Linked DNA regions of Homo sapiens: regions 2 and 3 are each linked to region 1. Evidence: chromatin loops called from intact Hi-C (ENCODE). Cell type or tissue: heart right ventricle. All regions are shown on one strand. Region 1 holds the start of GRIA3 (glutamate ionotropic receptor AMPA type subunit 3). Region 2 overlaps GRIA3 (glutamate ionotropic receptor AMPA type subunit 3). Region 3 overlaps GRIA3 (glutamate ionotropic receptor AMPA type subunit 3).

The links. Hi-C counts contacts between places; a loop is a spot of excess contacts. Peaks named below come from ENCODE experiments on the same cell type or tissue, not always from the same donor. Only the 100,000 strongest peaks of a DNase experiment are listed, where the experiment ranks them.
Region 2: a loop joins it to region 1, with 4 times the contacts of the local background. A loop is called at or near these places in 30 of 110 quality-filtered maps.
Region 3: it touches region 1 in a loop (4-fold over the local background); 30 of 110 quality-filtered maps call a loop at or near these places.

The regions. Positions count from the first base shown.
Region 1 is chrX:123,179,475-123,187,474 of GRCh38, reverse strand. GRIA3 (glutamate ionotropic receptor AMPA type subunit 3) reads right to left here and starts at 3,197. Exons shown (of 16, transcript NM_007325.5): 1 at 2,831-3,197; 2 at 1,485-1,643. The coding sequence starts at 2,939. In heart right ventricle, no CTCF peak of the experiment used is centred here; a DNase peak (open chromatin) is centred at 3,204; H3K4me3 peaks cover 2,229 bases.
Region 2 is chrX:123,410,413-123,418,412 of GRCh38, reverse strand. GRIA3 (glutamate ionotropic receptor AMPA type subunit 3) reads right to left here. Exons shown (of 16, transcript NM_007325.5): 11 at 635-1,011. Among named protein-coding and RNA genes, the nearest start is that of GRIA3, 230 kb to the right of the region's middle. In heart right ventricle, no CTCF peak of the experiment used is centred here; no DNase peak of the experiment used is centred here.
Region 3 is chrX:123,419,498-123,427,497 of GRCh38, reverse strand. All of the region lies in intron 11 of GRIA3 (glutamate ionotropic receptor AMPA type subunit 3), which reads right to left. Among named protein-coding and RNA genes, the nearest start is that of GRIA3, 240 kb to the right of the region's middle. RefSeq lists an enhancer at 2,765-2,914. In heart right ventricle, a CTCF peak has its summit at 4,427; no DNase peak of the experiment used is centred here.

The sequences.
Region 1 (8,000 bases):
AATAAGATGCAAAGTATAGACAGACATTTCGTAACTTTCACACTAGCTGGAATTAATAAATTCCTATTTTTGTCAATGTCAGAAAGCCAAAGAAAGTCAAATATGGAGTATCTCAGAACACGTTCATATAAGGATCTGTATCTTCAGCTAAAATTTTCTTAAAGCTGACAACTGTCATATTTCTTGCAGAGTATGTTACCCCCATCCTCTTGGCCCAAGTCTTCAAAGCCAAGAAACCTGTGCCCTTGGAGAGACCCTTTCAGTGGTTTCTGGAAACCATGCATCCTTTGAGGCAGAAGGATTTAAAGAAAGTCATATACAAAGTTTCACCCATCCAAACATAAATATCATTTCTCCCTTGGAAGAGAAAGGAAGAAAAACCCCAAATTCCAAACTACATCAGCCATAAAAGCAAAGCATATTTTATACCATATTCAGCCTCATTGTTGTGAAAACTTTTAGTGAAATAAGCTTACATGAAGTATTCTCAGTCTTTCTCACGAAACATTCCATTCAAGTAAAACCATATGTCCAACAGGCTATTAGCCATTTAGGTTCCTTTGGTTGTATTTTACAAAATGTCCCCTTTTCAGAGGAATAATCACCCGGTACAACTAAGGATTTCAGAACCGGCTTTGGGCCTGATGAATTTCTTCTCTTTCCATATTCAGTTTTCCTGCTCCAAGCCTCCTCTCCTCCTGCCCCCTCTTTGCTCTAAATTAAGAACTGTGTTGTCTTTAATGATCATGGGGGTGAACAACACTAGGGGAGGCAGAACTAGCTTTCTAAATCATCACCTGATCACCATTTTCTCCCCTCCCCTCAGTTTGCTAGGCATTCATCACTTGCAATCAGTTTGTAGTCTTATGAGTTCCTATCAGAGCTCTCTCAGTAAGTAAGGTAATATTTGAGGACAGAAAGAGGCCAGGGAACCCAGCCTGTTCTGCCCCTCAAGGTCACTTGTTTGCAGAATTTCTCATATTTGCTTCCTACACATTAGGCAATTGTCAAATTCAGCTCGTTCCTAGAGCCAGGCACTAGCTTTAACAGTCAAGTGATGTACATCCTGAATTGACTCAATCAAGAAGCTGCTGCTGCTTTTTTAAATCTCATCTGAAGAAATTTCTCTGAACAACCGTGCTATTTTTTTCTTTCTTTCTTTTTTTTTCCCCAGTTAAAAAAAAAAGAGAGAGAGTGTTGGAGAAGGAACACACTAGGTTAGCATGGAGGAAAATGAAACTTTTGCATCAAACACTATTTGGAGCAGACTTTTGCCCACTGTCTTGAGTTTTTCCCACTGTCTTAAGCCCCTCAGCAGTATCATTTGGAGTTGATTTATGCAACATGAAACCGGATGGATTAGAGCCCCTAAAATATCTACTGAAGCAATCATCTCCCAGCACATACACAGACCCTAAGTGCCACAAGAAAGATGCAAATGAGGTCCCCAACGTCCCAAAGGGAGGAAAAGCAGATCTACTTACAAGCATTTGTCACGGAAAAACTATTGGAGGAATCCAAGTGATCTACGTGGTAATTCAAATGGAAGGGCTTCTCGGTGGTGTTCTGGTTGGTGTTGTATAACTGCACGGCAAAGCGGAAAGCGCTGTGCTCCTGCACTGTGTTTCTCATGAAAAGTCCACCTATAAGCAAAGGGAACGGAGATTTGGCTTGTGTTCCCCCACACTAGGGCCAGTTAGGAATTGGGGAACAATATAGATACCGGATACCTCTCAATGATACTGGGGTGTGGGATTGAGGATTGATATTCAACCTGTGTGTCTTTCAAGACTTGTGAACTCAGATTTTGGCCAAGAGAAACCTGGCTTTTCTAGACTGAAAAGAAGAGGCTAGAGAGAAGGGAGAAGAGACGAGGGAGCCGTTTTGGGTTAGGACGATGGAACCAAGAGTGAGACTTGGTTCTTTCTTAGTCGGCAGCCTTCTTTTTTTTTAGTCGCCCCCCCCCTCCGCCCCCCGCCCATCCGCACAGCTGGTCATCTTTTCATTGTGTGAAGGGAAAGGTTGGGAAGAAAAACAATATTGTTCCCCCTGCTACCCCAACCCGTTCCCCATAGCCACCCTCCCCCGTGACAATACAGGGGGTTGGTTCAGTAATGGCAAAAATTCTAACTTCTAGACTTGTAAATACGACAGAAGCCAAGATAACTCCCTCCAGGCGCCCAGGAGCCGGGCTCCAGACAGACACAGCGGCAATTCATGAATTCGTGGTCTGCGTGACTTCGCCGCTTGCCCGCTCAGCTCCTAGTCTCACCCCCGCCTCCTACCCCATCCACCACCAACGCCTGCTGCTGCCCGGGTCTGGGAGATCCAAAGTGGGCTCCACCTCCCCCAGCACCAGCCTGTCTCCCGACAGCCGGAGACCACGGACTGAGCACCCCGGGCCCGGGTTATGCGCCCTGGCGCGGCCAGACAGTCGGCATCACCCTGGGACAACTTCCAGGAGCTGCACGCACGCCATGGCAAAGTCCAGAGCAGCGAGCCGAAAAGCCTCGACTCTTCACCCCCTTGCAGCATCCCAGCCTCCTGCTCGCCTCCGGTGCTCCTCTCGGCTCGGAAAACCTAGCAGTTCACCCCCACTAGCCCCAGGAGACCCCTCTCTTGTCCCAGAGGCTCTTCAGACCAGCCACCTCGTTGAGGCTCAGATTCCCCCCGCCCCGCCCCCCGCCCCGCACCATCTCTGCCCGGTCCCGGCCCCAGTCCCAGTTCCCAGGCCACGCAGGACAGGGACCCACCGCAGGGAAAGCCTTGCCGGGGCAGTGGTCTCGGGTGAGGGAGAGCCTGGACCGACGGCTGGCTCGCTTGCGCTTACCTATGCTGATGGTGTTGGGGAATCCTCCGTGAGAATGACCCAAAAGCCCCAGGACTAAAAAGAAGACCGCCCGGAGCACGCTTTGCCCCATTTTCTTCTGCCTGGCCATGCTACGCCTAAAACGAAGCTGACAAGAGCATGGGCGCAACTCAGGAGTCGTCAAAATAATAATAGAAAAAGAAAAAGAATTCGCTGGCTCTTACACCCCCTCCCCTTAACTTGCTCTCGCTCACTCTTCCTTTCCACCCCACACTAGTCCTCCTCCTCCTCCGCTGCCGCCGCCTCCTCTTCTTCCTCTTCTTCTCTCTCCCTCTTACTCTCTCTCTTATTCGCTCGCTCTCTCTCGCTCGCTCTCTCTTCCTTTCTTGCTCCCTCTCTCTCCCTCTCGCTCCCAGGATCTCTCACACCCCCTCCCTTCCCCCCACCTCACTTCTGTCTTCACACCAATCTGGAAGGCGGGTTCATTGGCTGCAAGCTGGGTTTGCCAAAGCGATTTCTGTCCCTATGATAGAGAGAGAGAGAGAGAGAGAGAGAGAGAGAGAGAGAGAGAATAAAATCCTAAAACAGAACAAAACAAGCAAAACACTGAAAAACAAAAATAGAGAAGCAAAAGAAAGAGAACGAAAGAATAAATTATCAAGACAATCTGAGACTCTCTCCGCGCCCCCCCCCCCCCGCAAAAGATGGTAGGTCTAAAGAGGGGGGGAAAAAAAGGAAAGAGCGAAAAGGCTCAGTGCCGGTGAATTGGGCTCTTCCAATTGGGCCAGTAGGGGGATATTGATCAAAGTTGATCTGACGTGGAATTAAAGCCGCACACCGCTTAGCTCTACTGCAAACTGCAGCCCCGGACTGCAAAGCCTAGGCGCTGGCGTTTGTCAACACCGGAGATGGGATCAATAGAAATACACCACTCCTAACGTGGATCAACCTTTCAAGCTGCAACGTCCTCCCACCCTTTAAAAAAAAATAGCTGCATTGCCTCTGTGTTTGTGTGTCTGTCTTAAAGAAGGGGGGCCTTAGGAGGGCCATTAGTGGTTACTCCGGAGTCTTTGTAGAGACTCAGAGAAGCAGTTCCCATCACAATGCGCCCGAAGATGCTGCGCATGCCCGGTCTCTGCCGCTCCGCTTTTACAGCAGAGATCCGAGGGCGAGTGAGCAACCCCCACCCCCATCCCCGCAGCTTTGGGAGGCGTGTCCCTCCCCTTAAACTAGTGCTGAGGCCGGCTTGCGGGGGCATGGGGTGGGCGGTGCTGAGCAGTGATGGGCAGTATGGGGCTGACTTCTTTGGAGGGCATAGGAAAAAGTATGTGCGTAGAGGTAGTAACTAAAAGGTTAATGAAAAGGACGCTCAGGCTCACTGACCAAGGAGGAGGGAGGTGTGGGAATGAGCTGGTCTGGGGGTGGGGATTGAAAGTTGAGGCTGGAGAAAACTGTACCTAGCTGCATTGATCCCTTGGTGTTGCCTCTGGACTTAGCAGCCTAGGCCCCTGACTGATGACCTCAGAGGTTATCAATTCTTTCTGACTCTTCTTCCCCTCTGCTCTAAGGCGAGCAAAGAACCTATGAAGTCCTACAGTACAGACCGGATTTCAGTGACGGTGGCCTTCTCCATAGCATGCTGCGGATGAACCTCCTGGGCTATAGACTCCTCTCCCTAGCCCCTTTCTCCCGCAATGAGGAAAAAGAATCCTCTTTATCTCTCACGTTTTTCACTTTTACTTTACAGTTACTGTAGAAGGCATGGGTTTTATCCTCCCCACACCTGCTATTTTCCTTTTCATATCCTCTCCTCCTGGTCTAAGTGGAACATGAACTCTCCTGCCAGTGTAAAGCGAACTGATATACATCGGGGATAAAATTGGGAATATACAGGGGATAGAAGGACCCTGGAGCCCAGCTAGTATATCAGTTGCTACAGAACTTTGGATTTGGCGAGACGTAGTCTGGAGCCTGGAACAATGGAACAAAATGGCTTCAAACCAGAAAAATTGTCCTAGGCTCTTCCCAAATTTCTATTCATTCTGATAATGCATAATTTCCTCCCACCCACCACTCATAGAAATCTTTTGTCTCCATTTTGATATTTCATGGACAGGAGTGAAGGAGAAACATGAGAGTCTGAGGAGACTCATCTTTTCAGTGGAAGAAGCATTAGGGCAAAGCGGGTAGCAGAGGTAAGGTTGGTCATCCCCTGCCAAATGTAGACAGGGACATAGCATTATTCGGGAACATGGGCTTAGGAGGCATACACGTCCAGGTTCGAGTCTAAGTCCCATCACATACAGGCAGTGTGTGACCTTGAACAACTTTGTTAATCTGAACCCCAGTTCTCTCATCTTCAAAATGGGAATATTAATATCTTTCTTTATAAGGCAGTTGTGAAAATTAAGTAAGATAATTGATATGAAAGCATCTAATTCAGTGCCTGCCTCAGAGAAAAATCAATAAATGTTAATTTCCAAACTCCCTTCCCTCTTTCTCACCTAGTAAAAGTGCCCTCTTGTCCCCCAAGTTTCCTCATGCTGTCATCCTCCTCTCTCCTCATATTCCACATAACTTCAGACTCTGCTATCAAGTCTATGCCAATGTTCCACATTAAAATCTTTCCATTGTGGCTCCTCAAAAGGCCCGGGAGACAATCTTTACTAAGATTCTAATGGCAGGCAATGACAATTTAATATTAAAATGTCACATTTAAAGAACCTTTACTCTGTGCCAGGCACTAGGTGTTTCTCCTTTTTAGATAACACAGTTGCATTTTAATAGGAGCCTTCAATGCCTTGTCCCAAAGGAACAACTTTAATGAGGAGGTTTTAGTTTTGATTTCATGTGAGTGAACAATATATTTTGTACGAGGAGAAAGTGACTTTCAGCATGTCTCACTTCACTCCTGAAAGTAGCCACGTCCCCAGCCATGCTTGGCCAGCTGTAAGAGGAGGTGGAAGAAAAGATCTGTGGCCATCTTCACTGTCATTTGGCTTGAAGAGTGATGAGGGTGGCTCAGTAACTAAAGATGAGAGGCAGAAAAGTATTTTGGTGCCTATGCACTTGAAAACCCTCGAAGTCATGAATGTAAATGCCACCCATCCCTTCCATTGTCATCCTCCCCTGCCCAATACCTTTTTCCCCTCTCTTTTATCTGCTGCCACTCTTTCAATTTTTAGCTGTCAGTGGCAGCTGTTGGCAGAGTTGGACTACTCTCATCTGAGCCAGCAGGGGCACAGTGGTAGACTAAGCATATTGCTGTTGGTTGAAAAGCCTGTATAATACATGCAAATTCTTTAGCAATCGATTCCTCACCCAAAAGAGCAGGGAGACACTTTATAAACTTCAACTTTGATTTTCCAACGAGGGGTTAGAGATTATACTAGCAGCATCATAGCCACCAGAAGTTGCCAACAAAGCCCCAAACCTAGCTCTCCCTCTGTGGTTAAGAGTATCCCTGCTGAATTTAGGATTACCTGCTAGCCTTAGTACCTATGATCTGTACTTTTAAATGAGCTCTATGATATAGTTTAAATAGCAAGAAAATAACCATTGCAGTTTTTATCAAAAAGTAAAAAGTGTACTTCTCTTCATGAGCTTTGTGCTTGTTTCAGGCTTGAGAGGTGCACTTGGATAAGCATAAAGAACTGTTGGCCAGTGGAATTCTAAGAGGTGATCTATACCGTACAGTGAGCCTCATACTTGCCAACTTCATAAAAATCAGGAAAACAACAACAGAAATCATCCTATTTCATTGGAAGGAAACTGCTATACCCTTCGAAGAAAATGAAACCAAGATACTATATCCTTTGCCTAATGGGAGCATAATTTTCTAACCATTTGACTTGATACTTTGATTTCTTCAACATTTATTGACCACCTACTATAGGCAGACTTTGCTAAGCACCAGGAATGTAAGGAAGCAAGGAACAGTTTCTGCTTTTCATGAATGTCAAGTTCAAAGGAGGAGCAGATGTATTCACTGGCAATGACAATGCAATATGGCAAGTGCTCTGAAAATGGTAAGCACCAGGTACCATGGCAGCACAGAGGATGGTGTTTAACTATCTGAAACAAGGTACTTCCCTTATCCCAAACCCTTACAAACACAAGATAGAACAAAGTGGTTTCTAAGTACCCGTCTTGCTTTTATGTTTGATCATCCTATGATTCCATGAGGTGAGATTATTTTGGGGTTAGAAAAACTGTCCAAACTTTAGCCTAGACTCTAATAAAGGAACTAAGCTAGATACAACTGATTCTTTGTGGCCATCTTTTGCACTGTCACTTCCAGATTATTTGGGAAGAATAGAGAGTTTAGCCATATCTGGAGATTCAGGTTGGGTATGACTTCTAAGAAAGCTTAGGTCCTCTGACCTACTTCTCTATAGTTCCATTTTCTCCATTATATCACCCCTCCAGAAACCTCTGTGGAAATCTTCTATCTAAGTGTTGGCCTCCATGTTGTTAAATAAATCTACATCCCTGAGAAGCTAAAATTTCAGACACAGGCCTAGTTGGAGTTGCTTCTGTTGGAAGTGTATCTATGAGTCAGAGGAAAAACCTTATTAATTTGGATTTAATATGTCCAGAAATCGATCCACCGAAACTTCTAGAAGGAGACAGTTACACCAAGTGAGTAGTGGCTATGGGAGCAATTGTTTATCCTAAATCATTTTCAGATTAGCTTGCTTTTTATACATAAGGGTATTTAGAACTCCATGTTTTCCCTGAAGACATCCCCAGGAGCCATTTGGAGGAGCAATTAATTGGAAATGACCTGGTATTTTTTGTACCTCTCTTCCAACACCTTCCTCTCTGGACTAAACACTTTCACACCACCTCCTTTAAGCACCCTCAGGGTTAGTGACCATGCTTTGAATGGTCCTATATCAGTTAGAATACTTCATGCTGCAGACAAGAACAAATCCACTAAAACTGATATAAACACTAAGGGAGACACATTGGCTCACATAACTGGAAGGGCCAAAGGTATGGCTGACTTGAGAATTCATTAGACTCAATATTTCAACAATTTCATCAAAAACCTAATTTCTTTTCCTCTCTCCTTTCTGTTTCCCTGAAGATGGCAAAATGGCTGTAGGATTTCTTGGCTTCATATCTATGTCACATCATCTTGTATTAGTTGGCAGTGAATCATGTGACTATTCATGATCCAATCTTG
Region 2 (8,000 bases), 230 kb before region 1:
TCCAGTTTATCAAATTTTTAATGGATTGTGCTTTTTGTGTCTTATCTAAGAGCACTTTGTCCAAACCAAGGTAAAACAGATATTCTCCTATGTTTTCTTTGAGAAGTTTTATAGTTTTAACTAGAAAACTTGGGTGGGATACTATAATGGATAGTTGTAGGCAGTCTGAGAGCAAAATGAAAAAGGGAGGGCATTGAAAGGAGAAGGTAGGAGGGATTTAAAGAAGAGTTCTATGTTCTTTTAAATTTTGTCTGGATCCAATCTCTTTAGAAATGAGAAAACACTTCAGTACAATTAATTAGGAAACCATGTCTGTTTGATCTGATGAAGATTTAGTATTTACTTTATCTGAATAATATTAATATTAGTGGCAATGTTGCCTTTATCCAGAGTTCAAATGTTTGTTTTAATGTATATACAATACCATAGAAATGCATGAAAGACATTCAAAGCAACACCAATGACACACTCACTTCATGGACATAAGCAAACACAATGGCTTGATGATAATCTGTCATTTGATGGAATGTTAAATGAAAAAAATCTGGAGTTGAGATGGATGAATACCATATGTACATGAATGGAGTATGACCATAAAATGCAATGAGGCATTGAGTATGCCACAAAAACAAACCTTGGAGAAATATCACATCCTTGCTGCATAAAGGCACCCAAGGAAAACCAAAGACTGTTAAATATTCCAAATTCATTTGGAGGATCAGGAGGACTTTGTGGGTCACGAGGTTCTTCATTGTTGTCTTCCAAGTGCCATTCATAAGGACTGAACCTGCTGACTAGGAAAAGAACTACGCTGACTCCAATGTAAGCAAAGACAATGCACATCCAGATTTCATAAGCCAGGGGATCCAGAAATGAGAATACGCCTGGTTTTGATTTCTGAGGCTTCTTTATCATGATGGAGATGCCCAGGCTCATGAATGGCTTTGAAAAATCTATGACTTCTTCACGGACCAATGTTATAGTGAGTGGAGCAACAGCTATATCAGCTCTCTGAAAAAAAAGAAAAAAAAGAAAACATATATGACTTTTAGAGACAGTCTTTAATCAGTTATTTGTCGCTTAATATACTTCTTTGGTGAAAATATCAAGTCCTAAATCTTTACAACCAATTGAATTATCAATGCTTAGGTTAGAAAAGTGGTAGCATTCAGTGGGTTCTAAAGTGCTTTAACTTGATGGTAAATTAAAGAAAGGGTGCTGGCCTTTTGTCTTCTGAGACACATTGGCTTAGAGCAACCGACTCTGCTTTCTTTTCCTAATAGTGTGTTTTTGCTACCTTATAATACAACTTGTACTGCCTTGTGACATGTCACTATTTAACTCTCGTTTTCTTATTTTAATTTTCGTGTTCTTATGTCTTATCTCCCTCACTTGACTGAAAATTCTTGTGGAGCAGGCATAATATCCTATACTTCTTATATCTGCTTCACTCTACACCATGAGGTGCCACACAGGGCCACAGCAGTTTAATTCTTAGGTGTTTGCTGTCTTATGTTATTCTTGAATTTTTTTGAAAGCATATCTTTTAAAACAGGTTTTTTGAAGGCAGAGACTCAATCTTCTATTTTTGTATGTATCACTGCAACAGATTCTAAACTAAAGAAACTGTAGATGCCTAAAAAATAAGTTGTTGATTACTGTATATGACATATGCAAACATGAAAGAATTTTGCCTGGGCAATAACAAGGGTAAAACAGTTGTCAGAACACAATTTATGTAGTAAGCTATATTTTCTAGTGATAATATCAGTGTAGCACTCACATGGATTGAATCAATAAAATAAATGTCAGTAGTGCACTGCACAATTAACTTAGGCAAAGGCAGGCAATGTTTTTTATATTAATCCCTTGAAAATAGGCACTAGGATTTTCTACATTTATTTCTTTTGTTTTCTGTAATTGTTCCTTTCCAACAGTAGTAAGTCATAGTCTGAAGCCAGGCCTTAAAATGCACACAAAGAAAAATCCTTCTGACTAAGGAAAGGCTTTTGGATGGTATATCATATATGAAGTGAAAACACAAGTTTTGATCATTTTTTTTCTATGTTCAGAACAGTAATGCCTCAATACCCCTACCAAAGGGCAGAGGTAGGGAAGTCTGATATAGAGTATATTTTCAAAGAAATGAAATTTTACTCCTTTGAATTACATATGATAAACCAGTTGAGGAATACTCCTTAATTAGTTGAAAGGGAAATGCAGATGATAAACAGCTAGCTAACATTTATTGAGTGCTTATTCTATATGAGGCACTTTGCTAAGCACATTACACTTACTATGTCATTTAATTCTCACAGTAACCTTGATATTGGTACAATCACCATTCCCATGTTGGAGATGGAGAAACTAAAGCACAGAGAGGCTGGGATTAGAACCCTGGTCTTCAGATTCCAGAACCCAGTTGCTTAATGAACATAATGTTCTAACTCCATAGATACTTGCAGGTTTCTACTATACACTACTTTTATATGCAATTATCAACCTTAGCCAACCCCTCTTAGGTTCATTCCAATGCAAATTTGAGTCTTTATTCTGTGCCAAGCACTATTCTAGGTGCTAGGAATGAAGCAGTGAACAAGACAGACAAAACAGACAAAAATACTTACCTGCATGGAGGGCATCCTACATCCTTTACATCCTAGTGGAAGTTGCAGAAAGCATGGGTTTATTGAAGCCAACTGCCTACTGATCAAATCTACCTTGGAGGCTCACCACCATTTCAAACTCATCATTTCTAAAATTTAACCCATCTATCCCCCCAAAAGTAGATTCTCCTCTGTGTCTGTGGATGATGCTTATTTCAAACTTTTCCCAGTTCCTAATCCTTATCAGTCCTATCCTCTCTGCAGATGATCTTGCCTCTTTCTTTACTGAGAAGATGGAAGCCATTTGATATAAGCTCTATCATCTCAGTTCCCCCTCCCCCAACTTTGTCAACATATTGCAGCATCTTTATACATTTCTTCTGTGTGTTTCCATCTCACAGAAAGTGACACTTTCTAAGATTTGATCAACTTATTCCATGCATTCTATATTTCTCTGTCGCTTCTTAAAACCCAGCTCTATCTACTATCTCTTTTACATCTTTAATTTTTCCCTTCTCCACTAATCTATTCCGGTGGCTCTTAAAGTATGGGTCCTAGATTAGCAGCAAAAGAGTCACCTGGGAACTTGTTAGAAATGCCAGTTCAACAGACACATGAAAAAATGCTCATCATCACTGGTCGTCAGAGAAATGCAAATCAAAACCACAATGAGATACCATCTCACACAGTTAGAATGGCGATCATTAAAAAGTCAGGAAACAACAGATGCTGGAGAGGATGTGGAGAAATAGGAACGCTTTTACACTGTTGTTGGGAGTGTAAATTAGTTCAACCATCGTGGAAGACAGTGTGGCAATTCTTCAAGAATATAGAACTAGAAATACCATTTGACCCAGTGATCCCATTACTGGGTATGTATCTAAAGGATTATAAGTCATGCTACTATAAAGACACATGCACATGTATGTTTATTGCGGCACTATTCACAATAGCAAAGACTTGGAACCAACCCAAATGTCCATCAATGATAGACTGGATTAAGAAAATGTGGCACATATACACCATGGAATACTATGCATCCATAAAAAAGGATGAGTTCATGTCCTTTGCAGGGACATGGATGAAGCTGGAAGCCATCATTCTCAGCAAACTATCAAAAGGACAGAAAACCAAACACCACATGTTCTCACTCATAGGTGGGAGTTGAACAATGAGAACACATGGTCACAGGTGGGGGAACACCACACACTGGGGCCTGTCGGGGGTGGGGGGCTGGGGGAGGGATAGCATTAGGAAAAATGCCTAACGTAAATGACGTGTTGATTGGTGCAGCAAACCAACATGGCACATGTATACCTATGTAACAAACCTGCACGTTGTGCACGTGTACCCTAGAACTTAAAGTATAATAAAAAAAATAAAAAAGAAAAAGAAAAAGAAATGCCAGTTCTCGGGCTCCACCCCAGATGTATGGGATGAGAAATTGTGGAGGCGTGAGACTCATGTGGCCTTCCAGTTTGTTGTAATGCTTGCTATAATTTGAAAATCATTGATCTGTTTTATTCACTTAAAATCATTTTCAGGTAATCCTATTTACTAACAGACAAAAATGAAACAGAAAACACTCCTCCCACCTTTTGATCCTGCTGCCTTCTTAACCACATTACATCCCTCCCTAACACCACCAGTATTATTGAAAAAAGACAGCTTTACTGTCTTGATATCAACACCACTTTCTCCTTATACCCCTGAGACTTAATTTCCAGCCCCTCCAAATTACTGAAATTGTTTCTTGAATTATATACTTGGCTACTAAATTCAAATATCTTCCTTCAGACATTAACTGCTTGTGTGATGCCATTGGCCTTTTGCACTATGTACGTGCTTTCCTTAGCTCTCTGTTATGAAAGACTACAGGTTCTCCTCCTACCTTTCTGAATGTTCCTTCTTTGACTTTCCTTCCTAGTTCTGCTCTCTCAATTAAGGTGCACCTTTGTACCCCAAGGGACTATTCAGAGTGCTTGTCTTAGGAGATAATCAATGAAGGTTTGTTCTTTAAGGTTCTGTCCTTCACTTTCATCCCTCAGTATTGTTACCTGTGGTTTCAACTCTCATCTCATCGTGGCTAACTTCTGAATTTCCAGTTCCACGTTACTAACTAGAGGGGAGCCAAAGACAAATTTTCATCTATTTTACCCTTTTGCCTGAAGCTAGACCTGGTCATAGTAAAAAAGGGTACTGAGGAGAATGAGTTGGCCAGAAAGCTAGCAGAGTGTTTTTTTTTTTTTTTTTTTTTTTTTTTTTTTTTTTTTTGGCAGAGAGAGTCTGAATCAGTTAGAAAGAGTCTTGTCATGCCAAGAGAATTCACAGATAAAGCCACTTCCTCTCTTTGCCAACATGTCTGTCTCCTGCTCAGAGCATGCAAATACCCCTCTAGTATCATTTCTCACTTGATTTCATTTGAATTTAATTACTTAATTTAACCAGTATTTTTCATCTTTTAAGTCTAAAAGATAGTTCTAGGAGAAATTGTTACTTGTTTGTTTTAGAAAAAAGAAATAAGAAGGCATTCACATGAGAAAATTATTTTGGAATGAATTTAAGGAATTTGGGGTCTTTTCTAGAAGGTACAGAAAGGAGTTTGAGAATCTTGACCCCTTTAAAAAAACCCTACTTGGTAATTGAAACACCTACTACATGGTAAGCACCACTAAATACTAACAAGACGTGGCCAGATGGATAAAGCAGGACTTTTTGTTGTCTGATTCCCAGGAACATTCATCAAAAGAACAGATTCCCAAAGAAGGCCATTCCTAGTTTGAAGTACTTCTGAAATCACAAAAGACAACAGGAAGAATCATCTGCTTCCCTTAGGCACTGCCTTTTTTTTTCCTCAGCCTGGCATTTCTGTATTTTTTTTTTCTGGATTGTTTCTTTCTAAGGAGATTTTTCAAAAAATGTGGAATTTGTCTATGTTTTGGAGGGTGCTCTCCCAATCAAGAATGGCATTAAATCTGTGCTCAGTTGTACCTCACTGATGTAGACCTGACTCCAAAAGGAGAATTCCCCATGATGAACCTTAAAAAATACCTATTACAGATGGAAAAAGGCAAGGGAATAGCAAAAAGCAGGTGGAAGAAGGCAGGTGGAAGAAGGCTCAAGGACAGCTTGAGGCAGAATCTGTAGCTCCCTTCCCTTCTATTGGTAGGAGACTTAGCAACTCTTCTCCTTTCTTGTATGTTTGGTAAGAAACCAAGCAGCAGAACTCATGTCAGCTCAGAGCCAGCCTTGGCAAAGCCCTTGCCCTCTATCACCACTATTCCCACAGGCAGTTTTTGGCCGCATGTAAGTTTTCTTTTGAAAAGTGTCTGTTCATGTCCTTTGCCCACTTTTTTATGGGGTTGTTTTTTGTCCACCAAACCCCTGTGATATGCAATTTACTTATATTACAAACCTGCACATGTACCCCTGAACGTAAAATAAATGTTAAAATAAGTTGTTGTGATAATTGGTTATTTCAGAGCATAGGACCTGCTTGGCATAATTTATGTGGGGCAATCATGTTATGGCAGTCCCAAGAGAGCTCAGTAGGTATTTTGAACACTAGTTAGTTATATGCTCCACCCTGTAACTAACTAGCATCCAAAAATAACCATTGAGCTCTCCTGGGATTGCCATAGCAAGAAGGTAAAGGGAGAGGTCACTTTCAAGGCAACTTAAAGATTGAGGAGGCCCACACTGATGAAAAACTGAAAAAGGTAAGTCCTCAAATGGAATTCCTTTCCTAGTCTCTGCTCTTATGAAAGCCAGCTGTAGGCTGGGAGAGAGAGTGGTAAGAATTATGGATGGGGTTAGGGAGTAGGTGAAATTCTGACTCAACAATGAAGTGCCTCTCTTGGGGTGTCCTGAATCACTCCAGTGGCCAGTTGTCCTCAAGCCTCTGCTTGCACTGGTAATAGCAGTAGGCAAGTTATTTTCAGAAACCTAGGTGGGTAAGTGTGTAGTAGTGGTATGAGGGTGCTCCAATTGACAGACAAAATCAAGCAAATGGAAAGAGCACAGAGTAAGAGTTTACTAGTACTTTTGCTTGCATCTTGACTACTTAAAGGATTTTAATCAAGCAGCCTAAATGTGGCTGTGTGGGCTCAGTAAACACACTGAATTAGGTTTGAATTTTCCACTCACCAGTTGCAAACATGGAGCAACTGCATTATTGGAGAGGATTTAGCTTGAGGGGATTTATAATCCTTTTCATAGGTGGGTTGCCAAAGTTGTAAATGTTATAAAACTTAAAAACCAACAAACTCATATGTGTAGGGCTGATGCACTTAAGAATCTGACAGGTTTTAGCCAGAGATGACACTGACTTTAAACGTAATTTTAATCTCTTTGAGATTGCAAGCTTGTTATATCTTTAAGAATTTTCATCTGATTATCTGATACAAAACTTGTAACCCACCATGAGACTACGAATGAGCAGGAGCTTGTCAGACACCATTTTAAAACACTTTCTGAAAGCAGGGAAGGGGACAGGAGAGAGGAAGTAGACAATGTATTGATGTGTAATCATAATGTACTATATGTTATCCAAGAGAAGAAGCAGACATGACCTGACCCTTTGTCCCTGTATCAACCACAGGGCTCTAGTTGCCTTTGGCAGACATTTCCTTTGGAAAGTTGATATGTGTTGAAAACAGGAGTGGGGCAGAATCAAGCTAGACAATAGGAATATAATTGCTGTGTGCTGGGGGACAAGACTTAAACTGATTTATTGGCAGTACTCTATGGGATGTTTACTGTCTGCAATTGTTAAGATCTGGAGAAAAGAATGAGGCTTATTTAAATCTGTGCAACAACAAGCAGTGTCACAACAGAATATCCTAATTTCTTTATCCAGAACAGGTATCCCCGACTGGATCTATTGATTAGGGCTCCTTGTCCTTGGGGAGCTGAGAGAGTTAAAGACAATATCAAGATAAAAAAGTGTCTCTGTAGCTGGATGAAGGCCTTGTGAGACTACGTTTAGCTGGAAATATTTTCCCCACTCTTTCTGCTTCGAATGGCATACTTCATGTGTCCTTAATGCTCCTTCCTGGAGGTTACATGCATCATTTGAAGGAGGGGGGACTTTTATCAAATCATCAGCCCTTCTGCCAAAGCCCAGTATAATCACCTGAAGAATATCTGGCATCTGTTACTGGACCCTTGCTTCTCTGCCTTTTAGCTGGAAGGACAAATCGACTCTCTGCCTTTCTTAATGGAAAATGAATCCAGCTTAGGATAGTGACGACCTAAGAGATAATTTCTTCTAGGCAGAGCAATGTCAGTGCAAATAGTATCTGTAAAGTTGCCATGTGTCCTGGGAGCGTGAAGGAGTCTGGGGACACCCAGGGAATATGACCTATAATCAACCATCCCTGCAGCCCCATTACT
Region 3 (8,000 bases), 240 kb before region 1:
TTAACTTATTGAGTTCTCTTCCTGTGAAGTTTGCTGGGCACACCTGTAGAAGCAAATGGTTTTCAGCCTTGGCTCCACATTAAAATCACCTAGGATCTTAAAAAAAAACTCATGCCCAGGCCCACCAATTAAATCAGAACTTGGGAGGTAGGACACAGACATTTAAATTTTTTAAAGCTCACCAGGTGATTACAAAGTGCAACCAAGGTTGAAAACCACTGCTACAAGGTAATGTCATGAGAGAAACATAGTCAAAAACCTCTTCTCACTTGAAGATAAATGGGTAGGTGCTGGAAAATGAGCACTATTCACTTTGAGTTTAATAAATTTAACAAAGACATTGCTATTTTGTGGAGTTGGTCATCCATAAGGCAAGGAGCTAGATGATAATATTTCTCATCATCTTCATATAAATAGCTTTTGGGGCCCAGGAGATTAGAAACTTTCTCCTTTGACAACTAAGCCTTAACCACTCAGGGCAGACTCCAAGTGAAGTAGGAAACTACCTGTATAGTGGGATTAGAGGCATCAAAAGGCTTGCTTCCTCCACACCCCCTTCCACCCCCACACACAGAAAACGAAAACAAAATCATCCTCCTGGTCTGATGGAGAAATTCTATTGGAATCACGCTCTGTGTTGTTTTCAGGAGGCTTGATCAAAATGTAACACATTACTTCAACAGCACCCACTGTTTATTCAGTTAGTAGGGAATGGGAAAGAAGATGGGTAAGTTTTAATAAGGGGAAATTTTTGTTCTTAAATGTTACTGTGCATCAGCATTACCTGAGGTGTTTGTTAAAATGCAGATTCAGAATAGCTGAATGCCCAAGAATCTGCACTTCTTAAGCATCACAGGTGATTCTGCTGCAAGTGGTCTGCAGACCAAACTGAGAAACATTGTTCTTCTACATCAGTGATTCTCAGTTCTGCCTGCATATCAATATCATCTAGGGAGCTTCAGTCAAAACACGTCAACACAAAAAGACAAAAAACCTTGCCTAGGCTTCAAGACCAATTAAATCATAACCCTGGGGGTTGGGACTAAGCAGCAGCACTTTATAAAACTCTCAAGGTGCAGACAGGGTTGCAAGTTTGGTCCTGCATCATGAGTGTTCCTCAGAGACAGGGACCATAAGAAGTTATTGGACAGTGTGAGGGAATTGAATGCTCAGTGATGGGTAATGGCTTGTACTCAGGAAACTTCATCTCCTTCACAGTGTTGCTGAAGGCTGGCTCTGTCTGCAGAAATGAAAATCTGCTCCCTAGGTTTTATAAAACATTGCCACATCATCCTTAGGATAATTCTGCTGTGTGGCAGAGCTCCATCCTAGTTACGCTATGTTCTCCCATGCCCAGAAAAACTCACAGGAAGAGAACCCACTCTGTCATAAAGTCAAGAATAGGCGTAGGAGCCTGGCATATCTCCAGGCTCTGTGGGAAGAGGGTAGTTCTGGGCTGAGAGCCGGCAAATCAAGCTCTTCTCTGTCTGTACCAGCATTTCACCACTTTAAAGCAAATTTAAATTCCTGTGTCCCAAGGTAACCTTTTTCTGGCCTCTGGAAAACTCAGTTGTTTTAGATGCTACACTCTGAATAATTTTGGCAGGTATTTTGATAAATATTTATTATTGGTTAACTATAACAAACTGACTTGATTTTTTTTAAATCTGTAGTTCCTGTTCGTCCCTGGATTCCTGAGACAACCCGTATTTATTTCCTGAACATGATCACTTTTAGCTTTTTGAATTTGAAAATCTGCTTTGCAGTAGATTTTTCTAACAGTTACACTATCTCAGGATTTCATCTGGGAACATTTCTCTTTTAATCAGAAGTAAAAACATCTGGATGAGTCAGAAAAGAATGTGGCACACTTCTGAATGCTAAAAGTATACAGGGTGTTTTGATTATGCATTTAGACCTTTCAGAGTCTTTCTTCATTGTTGCCACATACATTTAATTTATTCTGAACTGATCTGACTCTAGAAATAATTTTGCTATATAAAAGATTAACATTCCAAAGAAACATCCATAGTAATAGAGGAAGAAAAATGATAACAATTATAGCTAATACTTATTGAGCACTTCTTGTGTGCCAGACTCTGTTCTAATTGCTTTACCTGTGCCAACTATTTTAATTCTCTATCCCTATGGTTAGGTACTATTTTAAAGATAAGCAAACAGAGGTATTTTACAGATAAAGAAACTGAGGCACAGAGAGGCAGAATAGAAAATAAAACATTTAAACTTATACACTAGGAGAGAAATACCCACATTTTTGTAGTATAAAATACCCGTATTTTGTATAAGAAAATCCAAAATGGTGTGCAAGTTATAGAAGGTACAAATTTTCTCCAAACACTGAGAAATATAGTGGCATGAAAACCAAACATATTTGTATAATTATTGTTTATTATCTGTTGTTCATTTGGGACAGAACTGTGACTGTCATTTTTATTTGGAATGATGAGGTTTTGCCAGACCAAGGAGAAAACTGACTTTGGAGTAATTCCAGAATCACAGTTTGATATGGAAAGAGGTATATTTTGCTGCTGTGAATACTAATGGTAGTTTATGCATTGTCTACTTGACAATGTGGAGAAAAATACAGTAATTTATGGAAATTACACTGTGCCATTGTATTGAGGCTAATGGACTGTGGCTGTGTCAGTCTGATCTAAAATCAAGCCTGCACATCATAATCTGGTTATTTTGGCCACTTTAGTACTGACTCAGATCATCATGTGGTTGATCTGAATGACTCAGCTGTTGGTTGTTGACATGACTGAAAATAAATCTAAATGCAAAATGGTCATTTTCATGGCCTCTTGTCTACATGGTTATTGACTTTGGCAATTTTGTGGTTAATGTCATGATATACCTATGATCATGGAGAATTTGGGTGATTACCCACATAAAAATGCTATAACAGTACCTGCATACCTCAGCAGAGATAGAAAAGGAGCTTCAGTGGAATCAGTGTGGAATGCACAAGCTTGCATTCAACATTCTCGCCTCAAAACAGTAGTAGCTTAGACAAAAGATTTGATGGAATTTCCACCACTTTATTCCCTTGTTTAGCATAAGCGCCTCAATCCTTTCACTGAGAAAAAGTGCAGTGGAACCTACAGGGAAGAAGCTCCATAGGCATTTTTACATTTACCTTTTCTCATTAGGGAAACTATAGCCACTTAAACTCACATTTCACATGGAGGTTATATAAAAAGTGACTGATGGGTCAATCCCATCACATTTTATAAAGGATCTATTAAAATAAGACAAGACTTTATAGTTGAGTTAAAAAGACCTGTCATTTTCCAGTATCTTTCCCTCCATTAATGCAGCTACAAAATGTTTAACATTCATTTCAAATAGTTTTGTTGCACAAGACAGATTTCAAGGTTAGCGTAATGAAATGGCTGTAAAATGCTGCACATTTAGTGTTTATAAAAGTGCATTATAAGAAGCGTATCATACCTTTTGAGGAAATGTAAGAGGAGGCGTGAAGTTAATGAAAGTAAATTAGCAACAAGAGGAAAACAGACATATAAAAAGCACTGCAAAATACGTACATCAAATAATATACAATGCTCTTGTTATCTGTAATAATAAAGAACTAGATTTTCTGAGTTAATAATAAAATATATTTTATGACCTTTGAAATGATAATAAAAGTGAGCTATGTGCTATAACCTTCATCTTGTAAGTAAATTTTATAATCTTCACTTTACTAGCTTTACAAGATGAAGAGCTGGGACTGAAAACTGCTTCTCTATTGTACAAACTCTTTATCATTCCTTTTTTTCTCTTCTTTCTTCCAAAGTATGCATCATTTCTATACTCCATTTAATGCCATGTCTGTGGCAGATTTTTAAAAAATGTGCAGAATCAATCTTTGGTTCTTACAGTCTTCTCTGATGGGAATAAGTAACCATGTCCCAAAGACTGAAAACTACAGCTTTTAGCCAGAAAAGCCATGAAGTAGTTGTAATAAAAATTCTGCTATTACCTCATTAATTTATTATTACATCACTACTACTTTGAAGTGAATTTGCAGTAAGATAAAGACAGTGGTCATACATCAGCAGAGGAAAGGGTATGCTTAAAATATAGCCAAAAATCCTATTGTCTTTGATCTCATTTATTTTATACCCTTCATGTCTTTTATTATTCTGCACATACTTTACATTTTAAAGGAGGATCTACGTGTCAACTAATCTGGACAGACCCCCTGCCCTCTTCAACAAAGTACTTCATATCTTGAAAACTTAACAGGAGAGTAACACCTTTGGAAACATCTATACACAGTAATCAGGTTCAAGTTCATCTGTTCTTTCCATTTTCTCTGTAATAATTCCCCCAACTCTCATGTCTTCAATTTGTCTAGCCCTCAGATGTCCCTGCAGCTGCACAGAAAGTCAGCAGGGGGAGCATTTGTCTGGAAGGACTTGGACTCTGGACTGCTTAGTGGTTCTATCCAAGTTTTACAAAGGAAATAAATTTCGTATTAAAAATAAAGTTACAACTTCCAGCCAATATCAGTAAGACATAGTAGAATAATACAATAAAAATATTTGCAAGAGTTGTAATCTTTAACAAAAGCAAGTTCAAGAAGGAGTGTTGCTGGTTATTTCTCATCAGAGGTCAGCTCTTTGATACTAACTGGTATTTCAACTGTATTCCCAAGGAGTTTTAGGAACTAAAATGCAAATGTTATATTAGCTGTTAGTATTTGTGAAACTAGCATGATTATGTGCAGCCAATTTAATAATGACAATAGCTATTATTTATTGAGAACTTACATGCTAGGCACTGTGCTTTTTATTTCACAGATGAAGAACTGAGGCTTAGCAAGGTTTAGTGATTTGCCCCAGGTTACACAACTGCTAAGCAGATTGTGAATCTAGTGAGGCTAACTCCAGTGCCCACGTGCTTAACCACTATGCTTCTTCCATCTGCCTGTACCCATTGCCTGTCTTCTCCTTCCCCACTCAGGGGGAAAAAGGTTGAATTGAATCTCCTCGTACCTTCCACCGACTCCTCCTAATAAATCAGTTTGTATGTGGACAAAACCTCAGGTTATTATATTGATTACCTTCTCTAGAGTTAGCTCAGCCTCCAGCTTCATGTAGAACAAACTTATTCACTCTGAACAATTATGGTAGTTCAAACCTAATATTGACATAGACTCTTTAAGCTTCTAGGTAGCTGTGAATAATTTGGTGGAAATGTAATGATGCCATCAGTTTTTCTCATGATGTCTTGTTTCTGATTTCCCAGTCTCTTACTTTGAGCATACACACTCTCGATAATATTTTAAATGCTCACTGCCTTCTTTCATTGCAAACCAGAAAAAAGGTAGAGTTTCTTTAGAGGTTGAAAGAATGGAAAACAGCTCTTATGCCTGAGCATGAGGAGAGGAATGGAACAAACAGTGCAACTTCAGGTTGGTAGTAGGAGGCAGTGTGCAGTAGTGGAAATAATCATACTGTTGCCTCTGAAAACCTCCATGACCTTGGATTTCATCACATCATCCTTCGGGTGCTGTTCCCTTGTCTGTGATATTGGAAAAAGCAGCATGAAGTGGAAAGAGCATGTTTTGGAATTGGAGCTTGGTTTGTACTCAGGCTCTGCCATTAGCTGTGTGGCTGGGCAAATTATTTAATCTGACTATCACCTTCTTCAACTTAAAAATAAGTATAATGCCCACGCTGCAGTGGTGTTTTGAGGATTAAAATCCACCTGATAATGGAGGTAAAGTGCCTATACACAGTGGGAGCTGAGGGAAGGTGGTTGTTGTCCCTCTGCCCCCAGTAAATGGAAGCAGTTGGGCTAATTTATGTCTGACATTTTCTCCTGCTCTAATACTTAAATTCTACTTTAAAATGTGGTCTCATAATTTCTTGAATTGCTTCAATTTTGAGAAAAGTCAGAGTGTATAATGCATGCTCACATTCTGGGCTTTCTGAAGAGTTTGCATTCCAACTGTGGCCATTAAACAGAAATAAAGTATACTGCTGGTGTTTGTAGTCAAGGCAACCACAAATCTTAGAGTAACAACTGTGTTATTATCAGAAATTTCTAAATCTGTTAATAGTTCTAGAAACATCACAGTGATTGCTGTTATACAATTGAGCACAAACATATAATGAATAGAGCTCTCAAGACAAGGAGAAACATGTTTCCTCTTCACTAGTATATATCAGAAATATGCTAAGAAGCATAACATTTTATTAAAATGCTTAAAGGTATAATTTATTTCGAAAGACACACAAAAGACAATATTGGAGGAGGGATCACCCATATGGTGGAAAACATAGAGCTCATAAAGGCAATAATTTATTACTTAAAAGTATAGTAAGAATAATATTTGTTACTCTAGGCTAGTGTTATTCTGTAGGTTGTGTGCCCTATTTCTGGGTTGAATTGTAACCAGAATTAAAAAAAAAATGACACAATAGAAAATATCGGAGTGCATTGCACATTGTAAGGGTAAAGTATGGTGAACCTTTGGTTATATACATATGTGTATACTGAGTTGTGATGGAAAATTTACTTCTTACTGTGGGTCATGGTAAAAAAAATTTTGAAAGCCATTGCTCTTTATGACAGTGTCTAGTTTAGTATAATAAAATACATACTTTGAAAAAAAGCATTTGATATATCTCAGTGCCAAAGAAGAGCCACAGCTTACATTCTACTATAAGACATTAACAAACCTGTTCAACTTGTCATTTTCAGGCCATAATCTTTAAGTTATTACTTAATGAATCAATATATATATAAATTCTTCTAAAAATGAGAAGAGTGCTTTTTGAGTATGCAGAGTAGTATGCAGCACTCCAATGGGGATACCACAAACTTAGTTCTGAAAATTCACTTACAGAAACCAATAAAATCTTGAGCCTTAATGACTCTTTAGTATTGTCTCAACATAGATTACCAGCCATGTTAAAAATCATTTAATTATAGGATCATTCAGAAACCATAGTCTCTTGAAGTGAACATTTCAAAAAATAAAGAAACTAGCAAAATAAACTCCCAGATAATACAAAAAATGACATACATTCTAAGCACAAAAGGAACAGGGAGTGAAATAATTTGGAGAATGTAATCAAGCAGATTGAGAAAAGCCAAAAAAAGTGTGACTTCGATAAATGAGGCATACCCCATACAGACTATTTTAAAAAGCTGCTGAATATGGTTACCAATTAGTTATGCTGCAAAGCTTCTTTTTAAATGTTTTATGGTCCAAGTGGATAATCTCAAAATGAAGTATGCTGTAAAAACATGGTAGGACTCTTCTGAGTCTTTATATTTCACATGAAAATCCCTAATGTGTTTGTATAATTGACTCTGGTCAGTATCTGGATTAATGTTCAAGTTTACCAAAACCTACAGCTTTTTTGTCTCAAAATATAAAGATGTTACAGTCACCTACAATGTATTATGATTAAGAATTCACCGCCATATTTGTTTAGGTTTAGACTAAGTTTGTGAGGCTCAGGACATTCATGTTCAATATTTTGCTTTTCTTAGATAAAATTTGCATACCATAAAATTCACCAATACAAGTGTACGATCAGTGATTTTAGTAAACGTAGAGTTGTGCAACTATCATCACGATCCAATTTTAGAGCATTTTTATCACCCTAAAAAGTTCCTTCATGCTCATTTGCAGTTAATCCTGGCAGGCCTAGGACTAGGATGAGGCAAGTGAGGCAACTTCCCCACATGCAAAGTTTAAAGGGGCATCAAAATCTCATTAATCAAGATAAATAGAATTTTAGTCCAATATTTAAAAAATTAATGCATAATATCAAAATTTTAAATAAAGCTTGGATGTGATCCCTGTACTTGCTTTACTCAGGCTCACTTGCCTCACCCTGATACTGGCCCTGATTATCCCCTCTCTGCTCCCTGCAAGCCCTTGGCAACAACTAACGTACTTTCTGTCTCTGTAGACTGCCTATTCTGGACAAATAGAATCATACAATATGAGA